2 separate regions of the Homo sapiens genome follow, and region 2 is linked to region 1. The links are chromatin loops, found by intact Hi-C in ENCODE. Cell type or tissue: heart right ventricle. All regions are shown on one strand.

The links. A loop is a pair of places that touch in the nucleus more often than their neighbours do. Peaks named below come from ENCODE experiments on the same cell type or tissue, not always from the same donor. Only the 100,000 strongest peaks of a DNase experiment are listed, where the experiment ranks them.
Region 2: a loop joins it to region 1, with 1.8 times the contacts of the local background. A loop is called at or near these places in 4 of 110 quality-filtered maps.

What each region holds. Positions count from the first base shown.
Region 1 is chr3:25,553,329-25,561,328 of GRCh38, reverse strand. The region is part of intron 3 of RARB (retinoic acid receptor beta); the gene reads right to left. Among named protein-coding and RNA genes, the nearest start is that of TOP2B, 110 kb to the left of the region's middle. In heart right ventricle, no CTCF peak of the experiment used is centred here; no DNase peak of the experiment used is centred here; H3K27ac peaks cover 3,844 bases.
Region 2 is chr3:25,465,568-25,473,567 of GRCh38, reverse strand. All of the region lies in intron 2 of RARB (retinoic acid receptor beta), which reads right to left. Among named protein-coding and RNA genes, the nearest start is that of RARB, 41 kb to the right of the region's middle. In heart right ventricle, a CTCF peak has its summit at 4,593; a DNase peak (open chromatin) is centred at 4,437; H3K4me3 peaks cover 828 bases; H3K27ac peaks cover 248 bases.

The DNA.
Region 1 (8,000 bases):
GCCTTTTATGCTACAGGATATTTGAATACATGGTTCCCTCTATTCAGCATTTGAGGCAAGAAAGAAAACAATTGGTCATTCCTACCACTCAAAGATCCCACCCACATCTGTTACAACACACAGAAATTATGGCACTGTTCCCCATAGGTCTTAAATAATATGAAAGAAACAATGGACAAATGGAAGGACCCTGGGATAAAATTTCAAAGGCCTGCATTTTAGCTCGTCATTTATTGTACTAACTATGTAAGCTCAGGATAGTCTCTTAATGTCTCTGAGCCTCAGTTTCCTTATCTGAAAAATGAGGACATCAGTTTTTGTTCATTGCACACAGGATCTCATATATATTTAGATATATACATGATTGCAACACAATGTAACATGAACAAAAATAGTGGGAGCCCTATACCAATTTGTTTATTCACCAAACATTTATTGAGTCCTGTAGCCACTAAAGAAACAGAGTCAAATAAAGCATGAGGGGTTCTCCCTTCAATAAATGAAATGCACATGATATATAATATAGAATATAAGGATTTAATATACACAAAAGCTTTGAGATGTGAAATGCTAAGGCAGCAGTGGAGGAAGGAAGGTAGAAAGAAACCAAGGAAGGAAAAAATGAGGGAGGGAGGAAAGAATTTTTATCCAAGATGAGACCAGCATTCCAGCCTGGTGCTCTATAACTAGAGATTAAAGGGAAGACAGAGTATGGAAACTGTCAGTTATTAAGCTTCCAGTGGGTTCACCTCTAATGTTAGGACTGTCTGTCTGAACTTGGCTTAGTGAACATTTATGGCCACGCTCATGTCCTTGGGATTCAACGTTTTCTGAGATTGCTTAATATACGTGATGGATTTCTGCCTGAGCCATCCACATGTCAATAAGACATCTGAGAGAGATAGACAAATGGCTTATAATTTTGCCAGATGTTTGCCAAATACCGTTAAGATATTAATGTAGAGAAGCTCTTTCATGTTGTCAATTTTAGAAATCCAAATCATTAGAGAAATGGTCTACATGTAGATATAGGTGTTTATATCACATAGTTAGTTTAAATGAAAAACCTCACTTTACAGCATTTCAAATGGTTTACGCCAGTCTATATACCCCTAAGTGATTCTTAATGAGGTCCTGGAAATGCTAAAGTTTCTAAGGATCTTCAGAATCACCACATATAAATCTTGTTCAGTATAGCTTTTGTTCTAAATGCATTCTATTAATTTTTAGAAAATTGGCAGTCTATGTATGAGATATATGCTAGCCCACTGTTGGATATGATTAGTCAATTAACTATAACCTTCTTTCCTAATCATTATAGATCTGAACAGTGTCTTATAACTGGGAGTGTTTTTCATCCATCCATCCATCTGTCTATCCATCCAAATAGACATCCAAGAAAGAATTGCCTGTTTATCCAGTCCTTCTGTCTACTCATTCATCCATGCATCCATCTGTCCATCCTTCCAACTATCCAATGCAGCTGCCCATTCATCTGTCCCATTTTCCATCCATTGATCCACCTATCCATCCATTTGTCCATCTGTCCATCCTTTCATCTATTCATCTGTCCATCTACTTGTCTGTCTGTCTATCTATCTCTGTCCATTCATCAATCCATCTATCTTCCTATCCATCCATCGATCCAACCAATTAACCATCCACCCATCCAACCATATATCCATCTATTTATTTCTTCTTCTGCTCAAATAGTTATTGAGCACTTACACTTTGTTTGCCATTATGCATGTTAAAGACACAAGAGTAAGAAGGTATCATTTCAAGAGATTCACATTCTAGTAAAAGACACAGTCATCTAAAGAAATAACTATCATGCACTGAGCTAGATGTCAGAAGGGAGATATTCATTCTTAGACTCAAGCAATATGAATTCAAAACCTAAGGGACAGGTTGTAAGATGGTACTGAGACTCACAGATGAGGAAGCTGATAGTTTAGCCTGTGGGGCCATAGGGAAAAAACATCTCAGAAGAGAGGAATCTTGAGCTGAATACCCTTATAAGAATATGCTAGGTCTTATTCACTCAGAAATCCTCAGTGCACAGTCCAGTATCTTCTCCATAAGGAATGTTCAACATATATTTCTTAAATGAATGGGGCTTAGAGAGGCTAGGAGACATTCTGGATGAAGGGACCAATGTGCGCAAAGGCCTGAGGGTTGGAAAAACGTGGCTACATGATGGAATTTAGGTTTGCGGTGGCCTTTAAAGGATGGGGTCTCATTCAGGAGGCCAAAAGGGGAGGAAAAAACATTCTGGATGGGGGAGATATGAGAAAATACTTCCAAGAATGACTACATCATGTTTGAAGGGGAGTGGAGTGGCTGGTGTCACTGAAGAAAAATGTGGAGACAGGGATTGATGGGGAGAAATAATGAGGACAAAGAGAAGTGGGGAGATATAGTGAATCACCGCAAGGAAAAATATGCTAGACTTGGCAACAGAATGAAAATGGGGATGAAGAAGACGACTTAGAGGTAACAATAAGGTTTTAACCCCGTATTGGGCTACTGATGGTATCAAAACAGAGAAGAAATGTAGGGTAGCTGGTGGGGAGTAGGGAAGCCAGTTTCTGGCAGGAATATGATGAATTTGGTTTGAGGGGGCATGAATTAGGAATCCAGAGGCTGTCAGAGCAATGGCATTGTGGATTTGGCAAGAGAGCACCTCCAAAGTTAGATTATTTAGGAGTCAAACCTTAGAGATGACTGTTGAAGTCGTAAGCGAGGATGAACAATCTAAGGTGAGAGAGAGGAAAGATAAAAAAAAAAAAAAAAAAAGGGCCAGGAACTAATCCTTGGGAATTGCTAGTAGTTGATGGGAAAGGGAAAAGGATACGGGGATGAAAGCAGATGAACTGTGGGAGAAATTGGAATAAAAAACCGCAGAAACCAATGGAGAAAAGAATTTGAAGCAGCAGCAGCCTGGCCAAGTGTTCAAGTAGCCGCCAGTCAGAAAGAATGAAGAAGGAGCAAAGTTCATTGGTTTTGGCAATGGAGAAAGTTGTGACTTTCGAGAGAACATTTGTAGCAGAGCAATAAGGATGGAAGCCAGACTTGGGGGTGGGGAAGGTTAAGAGGAGGCCAGATAAAGTCCTTCAAAAATCAGCCTAGAAAATAAACTTGAGGCCAAGCGCTTGAAAACATGTTTTTTGTGTAATCCAACCTGTAGGAGAAGTCAGTGAAACTACCCATGTTTACAAACACAAAAAGGCTGTTTGAACTTCCCGGAGAATCCAAAATTGCTCATTTGCAGAGAGAGGCTCACTGGAGGGTCAATATGGAATGAGATCTTGAAATATGCATTCACTTAAATTCTATGTAAATATCCAAAGCAGGAGACTTGAGCTAACCAAAGGCTGGGAGAACCGAGTGCTTTCCAGGCAGAAAAGAGAGCCAGTTTGCAGACCTAGAGAGAAGCAACAGGGCAGCTTTGGAGCTCTGCAGGGAATAGGGTGAGGCTTGCAGTTCTGGGCTGTGGCTGGACCACAGCTCATGTGATTGTGTGAACTTGGCCAAGGAGACTTGGCTTTTAAGTTTATTAGGGGTTGCTGTTTAGACGAGTCACTGTTCATGGTGAAGAAATGATTAGGGGTATAGGGACCACTGAAGTAGTTGCTAGAAGTTCCGAGTGAGAGAAGAGGGATGTCTAAACCAGGGAGGGACTGTAGGGAAGTGCCAGGATAGCAGATGCAAGGTGCCAGGCAGCAGGAAGGGTCAAGGGTTTCCAGCTTGCACAATGATGGTGAGGGAACAAAGGAGGAGGAAAAAGGGCCTCCTCCTTCTCCACTTAGAATTCCAAGTGCCCATGTGCCACCCAAGTGGAGTTATCCAGTGTGTGCTTTATGTAATTGGCTATCTGGGTTTCAGGCTCCAGAGAAGTGATAGGCTGCGGAGAGAGCCTTGGGAAAAGCCCATTTATGATTGGAATGGTATCCATGGAAAATGAAGAGGAATTCCTTAGTCCCTCCGGGTTTTGTTTCTTCTAGCTCTTGACTTCTAGAAATTGACTTAATGTGAAATAGACTCAGTTATTCATTCCACTAATAGTTATTGAGCTACTACTGTGCAACAGATGCTGATGTAGACATAACCTATAGAGGAACTCAAAGCAGAAGTCTCTACTTTCATGGCAATTGTGTGTGTGTGTGTGTGTGTGTGTGTGTGTGTGTGAATGCAATGCCATGTGGAAGCAAAACACAAAGAAGGAGAACTTCTTTCAAGTTTACTCTAAAGACACCCAAACAGCACGTCATTGTGAGAAACTGCCTTATGCAAGAATGGTTCCATGTAATTTGTTGACCTACCTTGCACATCAGGAATTGTTTACAAGAATTACTATGAGAAAATAATAACTATTCCTTGCCCTTGGCTTTGAAATGCAAAGATGAGAGAAATTCCAATCCATTATGGAAATTCAAACTCATAATTGCCAACTGTCACAGACCAGTTTCTCAAATTAGGGCTGTGGTGTGTGACCCAGACTTCTCTTGCATCTCCCTCAGCTGTAAGGACAGTTTGCCATGAACAGGCAACATCACTGCTGTCATCAACCCCAGCCCTTCGGGGTGCTGGCTGTGCTAAGTGCATGACATACATTCTCATTTAATTCTTACAGCAGCCCCATGTGGTCAATGGCATGATTTACTTCCCAAGTTGCACATGAGGAAACTTTGGCCAAGAGACTTTAAAGGTCACATTTAAGCCAGTAATTTATAGGACCAGAATTTGAACCCATTTCTATCTAATTCCAAAGCTATATATGGCTCATACAATAATTCTTAAAACTTTTTGCTTTTTCAAAAGATTAGTGTTGGTAACAAGAATGTAATGAGGACTATAACTAGAAAATTTTTCTACTTGGCCTTGGTTGTCCTGAATGCCATTGAGGGGTCACTCTCAGTCCACATGTGTTACTAAAAGAAAATCTTAAAAAATGAAACAGCAGAAATAAGCCAAAGCTCCCAGGTCAGTCTCAGCATATGAAGTGTTGGCTAGAATTGTAGCCAACTTAGCCTTCCCCTGAGTGAACTTATCAGTTTCTCAATATAAATAGATCATCCCAAATTGCACTGTCTGTAAAGGATTGCTGAATCCTATTTAGTTCACAAAAATCTTCTTTGTGGCCTACAGAACTTTAATTCTCAGGTATTTATTTCTCTGGAGAGTCATTTGGAAAAGAAAGAAAGCCATCTCCACCATTCTCTGCATAGCTTACAGCCACAGTCTTGGATGTCTAATATGAACAGAAAATCCAGTTTCTATTCCTGGGAATGCTTCTGCTAAGGGGTCAAAAAAAAAAATACAAGATGTCCAAGAAACAACATACAAAACGTTCCTGCCAGAGCTTCACAATCCACTTCCCTTTGCCCTTCCTTTTCCCTTCCTTTAACACCCACACCCATGCCCAGAATGGGCTTTCTTTCCCTTTTAATAAAAAAGACATCTGCTAATGCCTTCTAAGGTAGAGGCAGCCTCCAGCCCTTGGTGGAGAGAGGAAAGGCAATGGTAGATCAGCAAGCAGTAGAGAACTCCAACATCCCCGGGGCCATCTATTTCTTACCAACCCATACCTTGTGGGTGTAAGATCAGTACCAGTAAGACAGTGTTTGGGATCTAGGGGGAAGGCAGTTAACATCCAAGAAATAACTAGAGTACATACAAAGAAATCCTAGGCTGCGTGCAGTCAATTCTTAATGTGATCATTCATTTTCAAATATTTGCTGACTAAATGATACACACATGACTAAAACTTAATCCTGACAGAGCTAGAAAAAAAAATTAACTGGGGATCCACTATGTTCCAGGTACTGTTCTAGGCACTGAGGATGTGGCGGTGATAAAAGATGTTTCCAGCTTCTTGGTGTTTATTTTCTTCTTGGGGGAGGCAGATGATAAACAAATGCATATCCAATATAATGACAGGTAATAAGTGTTATGAAGAAAAACAACGCAGGGAAGAGAGAAAGATCGACAGGGGACATTGTACTGTGAAGTGTGGCAGGGAAAGCCTCTCTGATGAGGGGCCATCTGAGAAGAGAGCTGAAAGAGGTGAAGGAGCAAGTGTTTTAGATATCAGGGAGCAGAAACTATTGCATGTATTGAGGGAAAAGTTTTCCCATAAATTAAATAAACAAGCTAGAGTAGCTATTTGTCAATTTACTCATTCATTCATTCATTCACTAATTTTATTCAAATATTTACAGGGAACCTGCTATGGTTTGAATATTTTTCCCCTCTAAAACTCATGTTGAAACTTAATCCGCAATGTGGCAGTTTTGAGATGAGAAGCCTTTAAGAAGTGATTGGACCGAGAGTGCTCTGCCATCAGGAGTAGATTAACTTATTTATGAATTAATGGGTTAATGGATTAATGGGTCATGAGAGGAACTGATGGCTTTATAAGAAGTGGAAGAGAGACGTGGGCTGGCATGTTAACACACCCAATCCTCTTGCCATATGAGGCCCTGTGCCATCTTGGGACACCACAGAGATTCCCTATCAGCAAAAAGACTAGATGCAGTGCCTTGACTTTGGACTTCTCAGCCCTCAAAGTAAGAAAGAAATTCCTTTTCTTTATGAATTATCCAGTTTCAAGTATTCTGGTATAACCAACAGAAAACAGACTAAGGCCGAACCTATGCAACTCTGTGCCCGGCACTGTGAGGGTTACTGGAGGTGTTGATGGTGAAGAGGCAGACGTGGTTCCTCACTGAGTCACAGTCTAGCCCAGGAGTGGCAAATTTTTCTCCTAATAGGCCAGATAGAAATGTTGTAGGCTTTTGGGCCTTCCCAGTTTTTGTCACACTACTCAACTCTGCCCTTGTAGCGCAAAAAGAGCCAGGACTACACGTCAACAAACGCACAGGGCTGTGTCCCAGTAAAACTTTCTTTACCAAAATAAGCAGTGGGCCGGGTTTAACCTATGGACTGCAGAGTTGGCTGACCTGTACACTAAAAAACGTCCTTGATTGTTAAGAAGTTGCTTGTGCAATAAATCAAACTTAGGGAAGAAAATAAATTTAACAAAAAATAAAACAATTAATACTCACCCCCTCATGTTTTTTTGTTTTATTTCAGCTATCAGGCAACATACTAGATGTCAGTTGTTATTTTCTGCACAGCAGTGAGTTCCCCTGCCCTACACCTCCACGCACAGATACTTTCTCTCGGGAAATCCCCTCCCCCACCCTAACCATGGCCTGCAGTATTTGTAGACCCCTGCTCCAGAGGTAGACACACACATTCCTCACCTAACCAAACACAGATTAACATGACATTACACCCTGAAAACACATGGGGAAACAGTGTGGCAAACACAGGTGACATGGGCTTCTTTCTAGTTGGGGAGGGGGAGTGGGAAGTCAGCCAGAGAAAATCTGCACAGAACATTCTGCATCAGAATGTCTGGGCCGAGTACTGTTTAACTAGGTGAAGAATATTCTAGGCTGAGGGGAAAGCATGAGTAAAGATCTTGGGAACATAAAGAGAGTCGGGGACCTCTGGTATTTGAGAGGTGCCTGAGAGATGTTGGATGTTTCGATTCTCATGAGGCCTGGGAACGAAGGATGGCGTCCAATCCTGCCAGGTTGCAGCGAAGACCCAGTGACAATCCATACAAATGTGTTCAACAGATGCACGCCAAATGCCTTTGGAGGGCAGATGTTATCAAGGCCAAGGGAGTGTCGACATGTAAGATACTCCAAGGGGGTTTATTGATTGCTCCACATTCTTAGGAAGCAACACTTCAGATGACTGGTTTTTTTGGTGATGTGAAAGAGAGTTCTTCCACAATTCTTCCTTTATAAGCATCCAAAGACTTTCCAAGGCCATTGCATTACCTGTTGCTCCTTTGGAAAATAACGTGGTCAGAAAGGGATCCTCACAAATAGCTGGGTCTAAATCACACAGAGATGAAGAGGATGGGCTTAAAGATTCCTAGAGTTCTCTAAAGAAAAGTTCTCTGCTCCCCTGTCAATCAT
Region 2 (8,000 bases), 88 kb after region 1:
CATTTTGCTGCTTTTGAAATAAAACAAAACCAACCCCAACAAAAATGCCCCAGGAATAGTGCTAGCCACAGAACTGCTGCCAGAAATCCAGGCAGGACGCTGCTAGCAAAGGAATGTCATCTTTTCAATATGGAACAAGAAACAAGGCTCTAATGGGGCCGGCCTGCCAGAACCCCAGCTTTTCCCCTTCACCCCAGACAATGCTAGCTTTGTACAGGCAGAGATGCACACAGAGTTTTATTTCCCTCTATTTTTTTTTTTTCAGGGATGAGTTCTAGGGTCCATAGAACAAAATTTTCCCTTCTGGTGTTGCTTATCCATATGACACATTTAATCTTCCTTTCTGAAGTGGAAAAATACTCAATAACAACAACAACAACAAAAAGACATAGTTCCTAAAAGGCACAAGAGAAATTCTAATCCCAAAGAAACTATTATGGTAGGAGATAGTGACAAGAAGACAATGAGAGGGATGCGTGGTTTTCAGGACATAAGCATTGCGTTGTGCTGGTATGACTGTTGTGCTTAAGGACACATATTTGATACAACAAGAGAACAGAAAACAACTGTTTCATCTGGTGTTCCATGGAGTGATCTGTTTCCAGAGCTATGGCAAGAACTGGCTTTGTAGGTCCTAATGAGAGACATATGTCAGTCTCCAGCAGTGTGCTTTTCAAAGGGATTTTCTGGGGTAATTTTGTCTACGTGTAATCTTTGCCTTGTGTGATGACACTGGAATCTAACCCCTGATAAAGGTCTACCTCTATTGGGTAAGGCTTTCCCAGTTTCTCAAAATGTCAAAGCTGAATGAACTAGGAATATGGGGATGTTTAGAATCAGAGGCCTTGAAAAGATAGTTTGATAAATTTCAGGGAACCTTACAGAAATGTATTTAAGGAGGTTCTCACAGTAACCATTTCAGTAACAGAATCACATTATAAATCAAAACCACAGATGGTAGAATCTGCTCTCATAAATTCTTAGTTTCCTCATCTGTGAAATGGAGGGGGAAACAATCGATTCCACCTACTTCTCTAAATATGATGAGGATCAAATAAAAAAAACCTATGGTAGAAACTTAGCTCTTCACCAAATCCATAATTTCTTTCCCTAAAAGTAGGTCTGTACCTGAGCACATGGCTAGACTACATCTCTGAGTCGACTTTGCAGTTGGTTTTGGTCACGTGTCCCATTCTAGCCAATGAGGTATGCCATTCTTGGCCGGGGCTTTTAAGAAGCAGGTGTACTGCCTCCCCCACGCTCTCTTTTCATTCCAGTAGCTAGAATAAGATGATGCTAAGAACCTAAGAGGATGACAAGCTGCAGCACTGGCAGGAGTCCTAATCACTGTGTGGAGAAGAGAAGGCTGCCAGTCAAGAGCTGATGTGAGAAAAAAGTCCTGTAGCAAACATTGTACCTTGTGGGGGTTTACTTTTACTTCAGCTAAGCCTGGCTTAATTTAATTTCATACATGAAAATGCATTAGAAACACTAAGGCTATAGGAATGTAAGATATAAGACAGTTTTATTATTTCCATGGTTTTACATAGGTACGCGGGTGGGGAGAGAGGCAACTGTAGAGAGTGGGAAGACCAAGGGCTCTGAGCCCTGCCCTGACAATGAGAAGGTAGAGGGGGGCTGATGAAGAAGGAAAGCCTTTCCAGACAATTTCATTTCATATCACCTCTTTACAGGCATCCACCCAGGAGAAGGAAATATGGAAAGCTCTCTTAACTTTTCTAGTAAAAGGTGGAGAAACAAAGAGGATAATTGCAATAATAGCAGACCTTTAGTTTGTTATAACAAAAACAGCAAATGAAAGTGTTCTAGATATTTTCAAACAACAAGCAAAGTAAGCATCTACACAAGCATTCCTGAACGTTTAACCATTAAAAAATTTATAAGCCTCTTAAAACCACCAAATTAAATAAACTATTTTTACCACGCCAACTCAAGGAAAAAAAAAAAACACGCAGAGTTGCGGGCTAATTCAGAATTCACTCCCCCCGCCCCCAACTTCCTGTTTATCCATACACCAGAAGGAAAAAAAAAAAAAGACAGATTTTTCTGCTTTTTCAATCCAAAATCAGTTCTCAATTTGTTAGAAGAAGAAAAGTGTTTTCTCCTTCCGTAGGAATTATTACTAGGAAAAGGTAGATTGTCATTTCAGCTGTCTTGAGGTTCCTCGATATGGAGGTAGATTCTCTAAGCTGAGATTTTTCTTAAAGCACTAACAGCCCTCAGTACTCTTCCACGTCAGTATATCATTCCAGGCACTAGTTCTTAAGAGTTTGCCTAAAGATAGTATCAGAGAGGACATACGTTTTGCAATGAAGGTTAACTGAGGTAGAAGGCAGAAATTACTAAGAAATGAGCTAGACTTTGGTCACCAAAGACCTTGTCCTGTTTATATATAATTCCATGAATGTTTACATGAATGTATCATCCCAAGCCCTATGTAATTAGATGCAATTCATTATATAATTAGATAAAATGTATGAAAGTAATATACTATTTGCATTATTATACAATTATATCTTATTATGCGTTATTTATAACTACACTAATTACTGTATAATTAGATATAACTTATGATAAAAGCATATATACATTAACGTCCTACTATGTGCCGCCTCCCTAGCACTATGCAAAGCCCTAGTAATAAGGCTGTGACAAGAGAGACCTGCCCAGCCCTCCTGGAGTTTATAGCTGACATTAAACTAATGACTTGGTAATAATGACTTGGTAATAATGACTTAATTTCAATTGTGTTAAGTGCTACAAAGGCGAACAACAGCAAATGTAAAAGAGGGGGACCTAACCTGGGGGTTCCAAAGGAAGGCTTCTCTGAGGAAATGGTATTTATTGAGTCCTTTTGAGTGTCTTTAATATCCTATGGATCCCTAGTTGTTTATATAGGGTTATGCAAAATAAATGTTAACAGAATGGATAGATTTCCATTTTTCCATGTAACTCTATATAGGCAATTTTATTCTGAGTCCTCTTGCCTTCCAGCCCCATCTTCAACTTTTGCCTGGAACACTCCTCTCCCCTTCCTCATCTGGAAAATGCTTACACATCTATAAAATCACATCTTCTATAAAAGCCTTCCATGAATGTGTCAGAGGGATCCGAGACTCCTTCTCTGTGCCCATCAAACCCTTAGCTACAATTGTCACAGCACATGCCACACTGTTTCCTTGCTCATTCATTCATCCATCCAATGAATATTTACCATTTACCTGTAATCGAGGAGCTTAGCTTTAAAATTGCATTTTAAAACTTTTTTTTTCTTTTCTTGCTCTCAGCATTAAAACGTACTTAAAAACTTTTTGTTTTCCTCCCTTCCTACCAGACACTCTCTTGAACTACTAGCTTATCTAATTAGGCACTTACTTAGAAGTTCCAGGAGCTAATTTTTAAACAAACCAGGTATGGAGACCCAGCTGTGAAATTGCAGAGATTACCTCAAAAGGGTTAGTCTACAACCCGGGCATTGCTGAAATGATGGCACGCTGTGCTTCAGGTGGACCGTGACTCAACACGGCCTCCGGAACTGAACACGCAGACCTTGCACCCAGCACCACTCCCACATGCTCCCACCCCTCCTCCACGTTCCCCTTTTTAAGCCCCTCTCCACAGCCTAAAGTTTGGAATGGTCTTTCAAAGACTTGAGCCTGGTCATTCCCCAAAAGCCAGAATTTAAATCCTTTTACCACACCTAGCTTCTCATGTTTTCTGCCTCCAAGCAGCCAGCAGCTGGGCTTGAGCCAGTTACATCCCTATTATTGGACAGGCCTGGTTCTCTGTATTTTTTAGGCAATGGGATTCAGCATTGGAAAAAATATACACAAAACTTTCATTTCTATATCCTGGAGCTGTCTCATGGAAGGCACTTAATAAATGTCTGATGAATGAATGAGGAAACATGTAAATCCTCCATGGTTGGCAGATTATAGCAACAGGGAACAGAGGGACGCTTTTTGGGTCTATGAGGGAAACTACTCTGTGTGATCCAATATAGTAATGAAGTTTATGGCAGGTTTCATAATTCATTCAGCTATCACAGAGTGGTACACAGAGTGTCCTGTTTTTGTTATTGTTTTGGATATGTTATTTTGTTCTTTGGGATCAATACTGCAGCAAACCCCTAAAACAGAAGCAACTATCAGAGTGAGGAAAGCTAAAAATATTCTCCAAAGACAGCATCATGTTCATGTTTATCCACTCCAATTAAAAACAACAATGTGGTTTTAAATGGCCTTGGTCAAATAAAATCATTAAGCTCATTTAAAGTATTTAATAGAAGTTCTAAAATTAAGTGCAGACATCCATCTTCCTGATTGCAAAACTTTTTGTGACTGAACATTCTGCTTGCTGTCTGCCAGGAAAACCCAGCCCAGCAGCCGAACGCTGTCATGGAGATGAGGGCCTCCCTCTCTTCAGAGGCTAGCAAAACAAAGGCAGATGAGAAAAATGGACAAAATTAGCCCTGAGGGACTGAGGGGGCTAGTGGAGTTTAAACTCTTAAAAGACTGCTTTAAATAGAAGGCTACCAATGTGACCTTCAGCAAGCATTTCCTCTGCGCCCTTGTGGAGAAGACACGCCATCACGGCTGTGCCAGGCCTCGCCCTGGGGCCTTCTGCAGGACAGGCTGGATTGTGGCCCCCAAAGGTTGGCTTAGGGATAGGAAGTTTCCACCCATCAAAGGCAAAATGTAGAGAGCAAGGACAAAGCTGCATCTGGGAACATGCCCATGTGTGGGTTCTGCCTGCTAACTGTCCCTTCTTGGGAAAGACTGACTGCCTTGTAAGCGCTTCCTTTTTTAATTTTTTGTCGCAGAGATGTCATTTCTTTTATGAAATGATCAAGACAATATGTTTTTTAAAAATATGCCCCTATCTGTTAGTTTTAAATTTGGTGGCCTATGAAACCCCCACTCTAGACCATAACACACCACTGCTTCAGACCTTCTGTCTAAGTGTGGCTGAAGCAGTGGGGTGTTTTTTTTAACAGGAAAAGGATTTGAATCCCAGCTCTAGCAAAGGCTAGCTGTGTGTCCTTGGCCACGTTCCTTAACTACTCGGACCCTCTGTTACCTCATCTATAAAATGTGGGTCACGGAGCCTACCTTGCAGAGCTGTTGTGAGAAATAAAAGCGCTATGGGTTAAAAAAAAAAAAAAAAAAAAAAAAGCCCAAATGCCTAGTGTACAGAAGGCACCCAACAAGGGTAGTTTTCTTCTTCCCTCTACTCCACACTTGGACGTACAAACACTGGAGACCTCTTACTCCACGTAAGCCAGCCCTAACAAGAAATCAGTGCCATTATTAGGTTCACTGCTTTTATGTCTGTATTTGACATGGTACTGGGTTCAAACTTGTGGATTTGCTTTCATTTTACAGATAGGCTAAGGCCCAGAGAAGTCAATGGACATAGCCAGAAGAAGTAGAAATGCTCCGAGAATCCAAGTGTTTGGTTTCTGACCTAAAATGCTTTCTCTCTATGACTCACACCGCTGGTTCCTCCTCAGCCATGAGATCCCACCTGACCCCCATCACATCAGGCCCCCTTGACCCCTGTGAAATAGAATACCCCTAAATTATTCTTTATTAGACCATTCTGTTTATTGTTTTCCAAATTTAAATTATCATCTGTCCCTTGTGTGAGACACTAAATTCCATGAGGAACTTTGTCATGTTCACTGTTGTATCTCTAGCACCCGGCATAGGGCCTGAAACTTAGTAGGTGTTCAACAAACATATGCTTAAGGATGAATGATTGGTGAATAAGGTTGTCAGAAGAGACTTGCCCATCAAACTAGGGAATAATAGAAGACGGTATGTAACCAAATGCAAGTTCTGGTAGGCTCTCCCTTTTGCAAGGTGACTTTGTCACTTCTCCCCTTAGGAGGTGAAGTTTATTTCTTCATCCATAGAATCCAAGCTTAGTCACGCAATTTGTTTGGCCAAGGGGATATTAGCAAATGTGATACAAGCAGAGGGTGAGAAGTGTTTGTTTGAGCTGGTTCACTGGATAAGTGGCGTTGGCTTGCTATGATTGTATGGTGATTGTCTTCTCTTACTGATGGGAACCCATCCACCACGTGAAGAAGCCTAGGCTAGGCTAATGGTGAGCAACAACAGGGGGAGAGGATCTGGTCATCCTGCCAAGGCCCCAGACATGTGAGTGAGACCGTCCTAGACCACCTGGCCCAAGCCAAGTCAGCCAAGACAAGAAGACCTATCCAGAATTATAATGAATAATAAATGTCTATTGTTTTAAGACATTAAGCATTTGAGTTATTTGTTAAGCAGAAGAAGCTAACTGATACAACAGCATAGACTATGTTCCAGAAACCTCTCCAAGGTGTGACGTCAGGTATTTCTGGACGTAGCTCAATTACCTGGATACTTCTAATTTCTCTGATTTTGGATGATGGGAAAGTGGGATTTGAGTGTGATTGGAAGGGTGGAGGAATGACCAGACATGGCTTAAAGCTTCTAAGCCACAGAGCCCTGGGCAGGTGGACATGAACTTCTTTTAGCAGTGTGGAAGTGGAGCAGCAGACCCAGGCCCATAGCCCAGCAAAACCAGCGGGCTTGCCACTTTTGGCATGAGAGCTTTGGGGCACCAGCTTCTGAGTTTTAGAAGTTGTAAGAAGAATAACATCATCAAGGGCCAAATCTGGTCCACTGCTTTTGTAAACAAAGTTTTATTGAAACATAGCCATTCCCATTTTTGTACATATTATCTACAGCACCTTTCATGCTACAGTGACAGAGTTGAATAATGGCAGCAAAGACCACATAGCCCTCAAAGCCTAAAATATTTACTATGTGGCTCTTTGCAGAAGCAATTTGGCAACCTCTGTACTAGGGTAATCCAGGGAGGCTCCATGGAGTAGTAGGGTCTTAATGTGAGCCTTGAAGGAAAGAGGCAGTGTTATTTTGATAGAAAAGAATGGAGAACTGCAGAAAGAACACTACAAGAACAGTACTAAGATTATAATTGATGTTACATCACTGTGTGCAAAAGTCATTATAATAACTTAATGATAAAACAAACGATAGGCTGGGAGCGGTGGCTCACGCCTGTAATCCCAGCATTTTGGGAGGCCTAGGTGGGTGAATCACCTGAGGTTGGAAGTTTGAGACCAGCCTGACCAACATGGAGTAACCCCGTCTCTACTAAAAATACAAAATTAGCTGGGTGTGGTGGCACATGCTTGTAAAGCCTGTAATCCCAGCTACTCGGGAGGCTGAGGCAGGAGAATTGCTTGAACCCGGGAGGCAGAGGTTGCAGTGAGCCTAGATCGCGCCACTGCACTCCAGCCTGGGCAACAAGAGTGAAACTCCGTCTCAACAAAAACAAAACAAAACAAAACAATAACTAAGCATGTATGTGCCACTTAGTACTTATCACTTACTATGTGCTAGGTACTATTCTATATGCTTTATACATAGTAAAAACATTTTATCCTCACAACAATACCATGAGGTAGGTAATATCACCCCCATTTTTCCAGATGAGAAAAGAGAGAGTTGCACCAAGCTTATAAGTAGTCTAGCTAGAATTCACATCCCAGCATTCTCACTCTAGACTTCACATTCCTCAAAAGCTACAAAAGTTGAAATGTAAAATATGATTAAGGCCAAAATTTTGCATTAAATTTTAGCTATGAGCAATAAGACTGTTTTCCAAAGACATTATTTTATTTTGTCCTATTATTTTTTTAATATTGCTTTATTATTTTATACTGTTAAACATTCTTGGCTAACCACACTGCACATTCCTTTTGTGTACTCTTTGTCCCCTACACAAAAACTGCCATCGCTCACCTGGAAACCCCCTAAACAGGGCATCCCTACAGTGTGTCTAGTGGTTATACTGCCATGGTAATGCTGTGTCAATACAGCAGCCGCTGACCATTCATTCCCAGAGATGGACCACACCCATTTGTTAAATTCTGACCACCATCGTATGGCTGCAGCAGAGGC